Regions from separate parts of the Homo sapiens genome. Here region 2 is linked to region 1. Evidence: read pairs that join two places in POLR2A ChIA-PET (ENCODE). Cell type or tissue: PC-9. All regions are shown on one strand.

Region 1 (5,000 bases):
CCTCCAGAAGGGCAGATTTTTCTCTGCTGAATCAATTCTTACACAACTATATTCTGCAATGGAGATGGCTCTTGGTGAGAGCAGCTCTGTAAACATGGTTTAAATGACTTTGGTGAAGCTTGGAAGCTGAGCCTTCTGGGAAGGAGCGTGGGTGTTTGTGGATTAAACATTGCTGGGCAGCACAGTAAACAGGGCAGGGCGTTGCAAAGTGCACAAGTCTAAGAATGTCACCTGCCCAAGTTCCCTGGGGGAACTGAGTAAGGCTCAGGGTAGAAAGCGCAGGTAGAGAAGATGAATTTTGCTGAGAATGGTTCCTCAGCACAGCACTATGGCAAATTGGAGGGAGCATGGGTTAGGAAGAGTGTAGGATTCAAAATCAGACCAGGGTTCAATCCTTTGGCAATTACTAGCTGTGTGGCTTTACACTTACTCTCCCGTCTCTGTGGCTCAGTTTTTTTTTATCTGTACAGTGAGGTGAGAATATTTACTTTAGATTTGGGATGAGTACATGAAATACTGTAGTGAAAAAATGCTCTATGAATTGCATACTGTTATGCAGGTGATGGGTACTGTTATTACTCCTTCTGTGTGTAATAAAAGAATGATCTTGGCTGGGCGCAGTGGCTCACGCCTGTAATCCCAGCACTTTGGGAGGCCGAGGTGGGTGGATCACTTGAGCTCAGAAGTTCAAGACCAGCCTGCGCAACATGGCAAGACCCGGTCTATACAAAAAAATACAAAAATTAGCCAGGTGTGGTGGCGTGTGCCTGTAGTCCCAGGTACTCAGAAGGCTGAGGTGGGAGGATCACTCGAGCCCAGGAGGCCAAGGCTGCAGTGAGCCAAGATCCTGCCAGTGCACTCCAGCCCTGGGGAACAGAGTGAGACCCTGTCAAAAAAAAAAAAAAAAAAAGAGAGAAAGAGAGAAAATAAGGATGATCTTGTAGTGCTCTAACCCTCTAGCACAAGGAATGAGGAGTAGCTGGTTAGAAACCCGGGAATGGCTTTAGAATAGCTGAATACAAACTCATAGGGGGTGTCTGAGGTCACTCCATTTACCCTCCTTCCTTCTCCGTTTTTGGAAGAGACGGAGGTTCCAGATGGAAGTTCCAGGTAATTACTTGCCCAGTCTTCGGACTACCAACAGAGCTGAGTCTAGGCTCATATCTCTGGCCATGTCACAGAGTGTCACTGCCATGGCCTCTGTTCCTGGTGCTTGTGAGGCTGTTGGGATTTGGTGAAGGTCAAGGCCCCATCAGCACCCGCTGGCCAGGTGCCAGAATCAGGGTGAGAGTACAGTATACCACATTTCACAGATTGTGATCTAACTAGAGTCCTCCAAAATAAAAGGCTGAAAGAACAAAATGACCAATACTGCATTATACGCGCGCGCGCGCACACACACACACACACACACACACACGCACACACCCCTGAGAAATTACAGACTAGCTACTAAGAAATTTTTAAAAGGTTTACATTTCACCTGGTTTATAATTCCCCTGGGAGGGAAATTTCTCCCAGGAATGTTAACCTTTGCTATCTCCTCTCCAATTGGCCCAGTGGTATTTACACAGGACTTAAATCATGTATTTGTTGCTTACACTTTGGCACTTAAGGTGTTGTTAAACTCTGAAGCAGATGTTAGGCAGTTGCTGTGTTTGTTTCTGGATTCTCTCTCTTTTTTTTTGAGATGGGGTCTCTCTCTGTCACCCCGGCTGAAGTGCAGTGGTGCCATCTCTACTCACTGCAACCTCTGCCTCCTGGGTTCAAGCAATTCTCCTGCCTCAGCCTTCTGAGTAGCTGGGATTACAGGCACCCACCACCACGTCCAGCTAATTTTTTTGTATTTTTAGTAGAGACAGGGTTTGACCATGTTGGCCAGGCTGGTCTCTAACTCCTGACCTCAGGTGATCTGCCTGCCTCGGCCTCCCAAAGTGCTGGGATTACAGATGTGAGCCACTGCGCCGGCTGTTTCTGGATTCTCTAAAGCCCCCGGGGTTGGTCAAAGTTTCCATCAATTCCATTTTCTCTAATGAATAGATTTTCCTGGAGGATCCGCCTTGGGTGCTCAAGGACCTCTATCTTCTGTCTTTTGTGGGGCGAGAAGAAAAGAAATGAAAGGAGTGTTTTCTGCAGGTAAGAATGTGCTCTGGCATCTCAGGAATCTGCAGAGCCTGAGCTCAGACAAACTTTCCCGCCCAGCTCATGTTCTTCCTCACAGTCTGTCTGTCCTAATGATTCACATGATGCTCTGACATTCCTCAGGGCTAGAAAATTTTCCAGGTCCCGTCTTAGGGAGTCTAGCTCAGGAATTAAACATACCCTGGGGTCAGGGGTACCAGCCACCACTTTAGCTGTAGGAAGACCTCTGCATCCTCATCTATAAAATGGGAATAATCACGGTGCCTTAGAGATACATATTAGCTGTTATCAGCTGGTATTAGGAGTATATGAGTAACAGAACCTCTGCTAGGTGGGTGAGGACAGGAGGTACAACTCTAGTTGACTGATTTTGCTACTGATGAACTTGTCTGGGGAGCCAGCCAGCTGAGGCTGATGGCAGAAAATAGATTTTTGGTTTATCAGAGCAAATAATCTGCTCTAGTAATTATAGGCCCACATTTATTATGAGTAAAAGAACATTGAGGGCAGATTCTATGAGAATCTTAGATAACAGCGCCAGGCCCCATTGCTGGGACTTCCTAGAAGCTTTGGGAATTTTCATACTAAAGGTGGAGAACCCTGTGGGTTGAAACCTTCAACAAGGACTATCTCCAGAAACAAATCTGAACTCGGCTCCAGAAAGCAAGGTTTTGGACAATTCAGCTACTCCAGTTCATTTTACTTAAATGAGCGTTACAACTGTGATACCATGGTGAGCTTGTCTTGCAAACACTGAGAATGCCCTGGTACTATAACTTCCTTCAGCAGCGAGCATTAGAGTTTCCTCTTTCTTTACACTGAGTCACCTTCCCTGGTTCCTGAACCTCACAGAACTGATGTCTCAGTGCTGTCATTGGTCTGGGGGAGTCCTCCCACCTAGTCCTCTGCCCAGAGTGTATTTCGTGAACCACTGGTAATGCTGGCTCCAGGAGGTGCATACCAAGGGGTGGCTGACATCCAGAAGCCCCCTGGTCCTCCTAGTGGCAGCATCTCTGTAACCTCAGCAACTAGCCCTGTGCAGGGGACACAGGAGGCCTCATTTGTGTGCCCCAGCATGGGGCTGAGGGTAGAATCATTGCCCGCTAGGGCCAAGAAATTCCATGGAGCTTCTCTGCAAATAGAAATTGCCAAGCTGCTTGGGAAGGGAGAGAAGCCACAGGTTGTCCCTCATCTCTTCCACCCACAGCCTTACAGACAAGATCCCCCAGCTTGCTCTGAATCTATCACTTACCCAGGGCTCCTTGGCAGATGTCTGTGCGGGTGGCTCCTCCAATGATAAACTGGGGGTCAGCGCAGATCTCCTGGGAACGAGACCCACAAAGTGCTGTTAGCCTACCAGCCAGGTGCTTCTGCAGCTAGGATGCCTCCATTCTCAGTGGGGTCTTCTAACCCCTTCTCCCCTTCCCCTCCCCTCTGGGGAAAGTGTGTCATCACAGTCAGAACTCTGTGTCATGAGGTCCTTCTGACCCCTGCTCCCTGGGCCCTGATGGGTGGATGGGTGGTCCTGTCTGAGAAGGGCAGGCATTGGACCCTGCACACTCTGGACTGCCTGGAGCCTCCTTCATTGTGCTGTGTCCCGGGGGCCACAGCAGCAAGTCCAGCCTTTTCTGCCAGACGTGGAGACCATCCACACTCTAGAGCCACCCTATCCACTGGGTTAGCATCCTCTCTCCTCTGTTACTGCATGCAAGTTGTTTTGCTTGCATGAAATTCCTTCCTTTCCCACTCTCTTCCCTCCTTTTCCATATTGCATCATACCTTGAGGCTCATTGTCACCTCCTCCGTGAAGTCGTCCTAGTCCAATCCTCACTCATCCCTTCAAGTCTGAGTCCCAGAGTCTCTGGACTCTGCAATTTACTACTTAGGTATTACTCTGATTTCCTAACACATACCCTTTTGAGGGCAGGCGGGATCTAACCCTTTTGAATTCTTCCATGGGACCATGAAACTTACAGCATCTATATATTCTGTACCTGCTTACATCAGAGACTGTGCTCAAAGCTTTACCTCATGGAATGGGTATTATCCCCCTTTTACAGACGAGGAAACAGCTCAAAAAGGTGAAGTGACGTGTCCAAAGTTAACACAGTTCACAGATAATAGACAGCACTGGCATTGGAACTTACTGATCAAATGCGCCAACTCTTTCTGCTCCTGCCCTGCCTCTAATTGATTTAGTACCAAGCGTTCAAGGGTGTTAAAACCTCAGGGGCCATTGTCATGAGCAGCCTGATGGAAGCCAACCTTGAACACTTCTTAGCCCTTTCAGCAGCCCTCTGAGTGTGTTTCGATTCTGAAGAGCCCCACCCAAAAGCCACAGAGGAAGTTGGGGCACAAATTTGAGCCTCTCTGGGCTCAGGCAACCTTGCCTTGAAGGAGCTGCGTCTCATGTCTGCTTGGGTTGCACACGCCTGCCTCCACCCAACGGCCCTCGGCATGCCCACTCTGTCAAGCAGAAGTATGCCTATATGAGACTTGGATCTAGCCCCTGTTCATTCTAGCTCAGATTGTGGGAGCTCTTCCGGAAGCACCATCTGCCGCAGAGGACATTCCCTTCATGCCTCTGCCTTGTTTCTCTCTGCTCCTGTCAGTTTTGGGGATGGCAGAGAGAATCAGAATGCTCTTCTGCTGAGGCAAAGGAAGCCAGCTTGGCCCAAGGCCTGCCAGAGAGCTCTTATCCAGCTGATGGAATAGATTGGGCTTGGTGCTGGGAGCCTGTTTATTATAAAGAATCACACTGATAATCCTGAGTGTGCCAGGCACTTACTCCAGCAGGGTTTTTCCATTATACTTCAGAAACTTTCTAATGCCTTTAGCAGCCTCTCTAGAAAAGTCAG
Region 2 (5,000 bases), 150 kb before region 1:
ACCCAGAATTTCATATCCAGCCAAACTAAGCTTCAAAAGCAAAGGAGAAATAAAACCCTTTCCAGACAAGCAAATGCTGAGGGATTTTGTCACCACCAGGCCTGCCTTACAAGAGGTCCTGAAGGAAGCACTAAATATGGAAAGGAAAAACTGGTAACAGCCACTGCAAAAACACACCGAAATACAAGATTATTGACACTATGAAGGAACTGCATCTACTAATGTGCAAAATAATCAGCTAGCATCATGATGACAGCATCAAATTCACACATAACAATATTGACCTTAAATGTAAATGGGCTAAATGCCCCAATTAAAAGACACAGACTGGCAAATTGGATAAAAAGTCAAGACCCACCAGTGTGCTATATTCAAGAGACCCATCTTATGTTCAAAGACACACATAGGCTCAAAAAAAAGGGATGAAGGAATATTTACCAAGCAAATGGAAAGCAAAAAAAAGCATTTTTTTTTTTTGCTTGCAAGTAGGTTGCAATCCTAGTCTCTAATAAAACAGACGTTAAACCAACAAAGATCAAAAAAGACAAAGAAGGGCATCACATAATGTTAAAGGAATCAATGCAACAAGAAGAGCTAACCATCCTAAATATATATGCATCCAATACAGGAGCACCCAGATTTGTAAAACAAGTTCTTAGAGACCTACAAAGAGACTTAGGCTCCCACACAATAATAGTGGGGGATTTTAACACCTCGCTGTCAATATTAGACAGATCAATGAGACAGAAAATTACAAGGATATTCAGGACTTGAACTCAGCTGTGGACCTAATAGATGTCTACAGAACTCTCCACCCCAAATCAACAGAATAAACATTCTTCTCAGTGCCACATGGCACTTATTCTTAAACTGGCCACATACTTGGAAGTAAAAGACTCCTCAGCAAATGCAAAAGAATGGAAATCATAGCAGTCTGTCAGACCATAGTGCAATCAAATTCGAATTTAGGATTAAGAAACTCACTCAAAACCTCACAACTACATGGAAATTGAACAACCTGCTCCTGAATGGCTTCTGGGTAAATAACGAAATGAAGGAAGAAATAAAGAAGTTCTTTGAGACCAATGAGAACAAAGAGACAATGTACCAGAATCTCTGGGACACAGCTAAAGCAGAATTTAGAGGGAAATTTACAGCACTAAATGCCCACATTGGGAAGCTGGAAAGATCTGAAATTGACACCCTAACATCACAATTAAAAGAACTAGAGAAGCGGCCAGGCGCGGTGGCTCACACCTGTAATCCCAGCACTTTGGGAGGCTGAGGCGGGTGGATCACGAGGTCAGGAGTTCAAGGCCAGCCTGGCCAACATGGTGAAATCCCGTCTCTACTAAAAATACAAAAATTAGTTGGGCGTGATGGCGGGTGACTGCAGTCCCAGCTATTTGGGAGGCTGAGGCAGGAGAATAGCTTGAACCTGGGAGGCGGAGGCTGCAGTGAGCCGAGATCCCACCATTGCACTCCAGCCTGGGACAGAGTGATACTTTGTCTAAAAAAAAAAAAAAAAAGAACTAGAGAAGCAAGAGCAAACAAATTCAAAAGCTAGCAGGAGACAAGAAATAACTAAGATCAGAGCAGAACTGAAGGAGATAGAGACATGAAAAACCCTTCAAAAAATCAATGAATCCAGGAGCTGGTTTTTTGAAAAAATTAACAAAATAGACCGCTAGCTACACTAATAAAGAAGAAAAGAGAGAAGAATCAAATAGACACAATAAAAAATGATAAAGGGCATATCACCACTGATCCCACAGAAATACAAACCACCGTCAGAGAATACTATAAACACCTCTATGCAAATAAACTAGAAAATCTAGAAGAAATAGATAAATTGCTGAACACATACACCCTCCCAAGACTAAACCAGGAAGAAGTTGAATCCCTGAATAGACCAATAACAAGTTCTGAAATTGAGAAAGAAATTAATAGCCTACCAACCAAAAAAAGCCCAGGACCAGAAGGATTCATAGCCGAATTCTACCAGAGGTACAAAGAGGAGCTGGTACCATTCCTTCTGAAACTATTCCCAACAATAGAAAAAGAAAGACTCCTCCCTAATTCACTTTATGAGGCCAGCATCATCCTGATACCAAAACCTGGCACAGACACACCAAAAAAACTCCACAAAATTTCAGGCCAATATCCCTGATGAACATCAATGCAAAAATCCTCAATAAAATACTGGCAAACCAAATCCAGCAGCACATCCAAAGCTTATCCACCATGATCAAGTCGGCTTCATCCCTGGGATGCAAGGCTGGTTCAACATATGCAAATCAATGAATGTAATCCATCACTTAAACAGAACCAATGACAAAAACCACATGATTATCTCAATAGATGCAGAAAAGGCCTTCAATAAAATTCAACATGCCTTCATGCAAAAAACTCTCAATAAACTAGGTATCGATGGAACATATCTCAAAATAATAAGAGCTATTTATAACAAACCCATAGCCAATATCATACTGAGTGGGCAAAAGCTGGAAGCTTTCCCTTTGAAAACCGGCACAAGACAAGGATGCCCTCTCTCACCACACCTATTCAGCATAGTATTAGAAGTTCTGGCCAGGGCCATCAGGCAAGATAAATAAATAAGGGGTATTCAAATAGGAAGAAAGGAAGTCAAATAGTCTCTGTTTGCAGATGGCATAATTGTATATTTAGAAATCCCATTGTCTGAGCCCAAAAACTTAAGCTGATAAGCAACTTCTGCAAAGTCTTAGGATACAAAATGAATGTGCAAAAATCACAAGCATTCCTATACACTAATAATAGACAAGCAGAGAGCCAAATCATGAGTGAATTCCCATTCACAATTGCTACAAAGGAATAAAATACCTAGGAATACAACTTACAAGGGATGTGAAGGACCTCTTCAAGGAGAACTACAAACCACTGCTCAAGGAAATAAGAGATGACAAAAACAAATGGAAAAAAAATTCCATGCTCATGGATAGGAAGAATCAATATTGTGAAAATGGCCATACTACCCAAAGTAATTTATAGATTCAATGCTGTTCCCATCAAGCCACCATTGACTTTCTTCACAGAATTAGAAAAGAAACTACTTTAAATTTCATATGGAACAAAAAAAGAGCCCGTATAGCCAAGACAATCCTAAGCAAAAAGAACAAAGCTGGAGGCATCATGCTACCTGACTTCAAACTATACTACAAGGCTACAGTAACCAAAACAGTACGGTACTAGTACCAAAACAGATATATGGACTAACGGAACAGAACCAAGACCCCAGAAATAACACCACACATCTATAACCATCTGCTGTTTGATAAACCTAACAAAAACAAGCAATGGGGAAAAGATTCGCTATTTCATAAATGGTGCTGGGAAAACTGGCTAGCCATATGCAGAAAACAGAAACTGGACCCCTTCCTTACACCTTATACAAAAATTAACTCAAGATGGATTAAAGACTTAAATGTAAAACCTGAAACCATAAAAAACTCTAGAAGAAAACCTAGGCAATACCATTCAGGACATAGGCACGGGCAAAGACTTCATGACTAAAACACCAAAAGCAATCGCAACAAAAGCCAAAATTGACAAATGGGATCTAATTGAACTAAAGAGCCTCTGGACAGCAAAAGAAACTATCATCAGAGTGAACAGGCAACCTACAGAATGGGAGAAAATTTTTGCAATCTACCCATCTGACAAAGGTCTAATATCCAGAATCTACAAGGAACTTAAACAAATTTACAAGAAAAAAACAAAAACTGCATTGAAAAGTGGGTGAAGAATATGAACAGACACTTCTCAAAAGAAGACATTTATGCAGCCAACAAACATATGAAAAAAAGCTCATCATCACTGATCATTAGAGAAATGCCAGTCAAAACCACAATGAGATACCATCTCATGCCAGTTAGAATGGCGATTCTACGTCAGGAAACAACAGATGTTGGCAAGGCTGTGGAGAAATAGGAACGCTTTTACACTGTTGGTGGGAGTGTAAATTAGTTCAACCATTGTGGAAGACAGTGTGGCAATTCCTCAAGGATCTAGAACCAGAAATACCATTTGACCCAGCAATCCCATTACTGGGTATGTACCCAAAGCGTTATAACATTCTACTGTAAAGTCACATGCACACGTATGTTTATTGCAGCACTATTTACTAAAGCAAAGACTTGGAACCAACCCAAATGCCCAGCAATGACAGACTGGAGAAAGAAAATGTGGCACATATACACCATGGAATACTATGCAGCCTTAAAAAAGAATGAGTTCATGTCCTTTGCAGGGACATGGATGAAGCTGGAAACCATCATTCTCAGCAAACTAACACAGGAACAGAAAACTAAACACTGTGTGTTCTCACTCATAAGTGGGAGTTGAATAATGAGAACACACGGACACAGAGAGGGGAACATCACACACTGAGGCCTTTCCAGGGTGGGGGTGAAGGAGAGGGAGAGCATTAGGACAAATACCTAATGCATGCGGGGCTTAAAACCTAGATGATGGACTGCCAAGACCATGTCTGCCAGGTGAGCACAGAGCCTTGCCCTCGCTGCTCTGCAGCCTGTCCACACCCGCCGCCAGCTCACCATGGATGATGATATCGCGGCGCTCGTCATTGACAACAGCTCCGGCATGTGCAAGGCTGGCTTCACAGGGGATGATGACCCCTGGGCCATCTTCCCTTCCATGGTGGGGCGCCCCAGGCACCAGGGCGTGATGGTGAGCATGGGTCAGAAGGATTCCTATGTGGGTGACGAGGCCCAGAGCAAGAGAGGCATCCTGACCCTGAAGTACCCCATCGAGCACGGCATCGTCACCAACTGGGACGACATGGAGAAGATCTGGCACCACATCTTCCACAATGAGCTGCGTGTGGCTCCCAAGCAGCACCCCGTGCTGCTGACCAAGGCCCCCTGAACCCCAAGGCCAACCGTGAGAAGATGACCCACATCATGTTTGAGACCTTTAACACGGCAGCCATGTACGTGGCC

The links. ChIA-PET counts read pairs that join two places held together with the same protein. Peaks named below come from ENCODE experiments on the same cell type or tissue, not always from the same donor. Only the 100,000 strongest peaks of a DNase experiment are listed, where the experiment ranks them.
Region 2: POLR2A ChIA-PET joins it to region 1 with 13 read pairs; 2 of 35 experiments call an interaction of 5 or more read pairs at or near these places.

What each region holds. Positions count from the first base shown.
Region 1 is chr1:223,716,226-223,721,225 of GRCh38, reverse strand. It overlaps CAPN2 (calpain 2), which reads right to left. Exons shown (of 21, transcript NM_001748.5): 2 at 3,395-3,464. Among named protein-coding and RNA genes, the nearest start is that of CAPN2, 6.2 kb to the right of the region's middle. RefSeq lists enhancers at 1,620-2,467, 2,633-2,802. In PC-9, no CTCF peak of the experiment used is centred here; DNase peaks (open chromatin) are centred at 85, 1,525, 2,225 and 2,965; H3K4me3 peaks cover 810 bases; H3K27ac peaks cover 5,000 bases.
Region 2 is chr1:223,864,448-223,869,447 of GRCh38, reverse strand. It overlaps the pseudogene ACTBP11. Among named protein-coding and RNA genes, the nearest start is that of TP53BP2, 21 kb to the right of the region's middle. In PC-9, no CTCF peak of the experiment used is centred here; no DNase peak of the experiment used is centred here.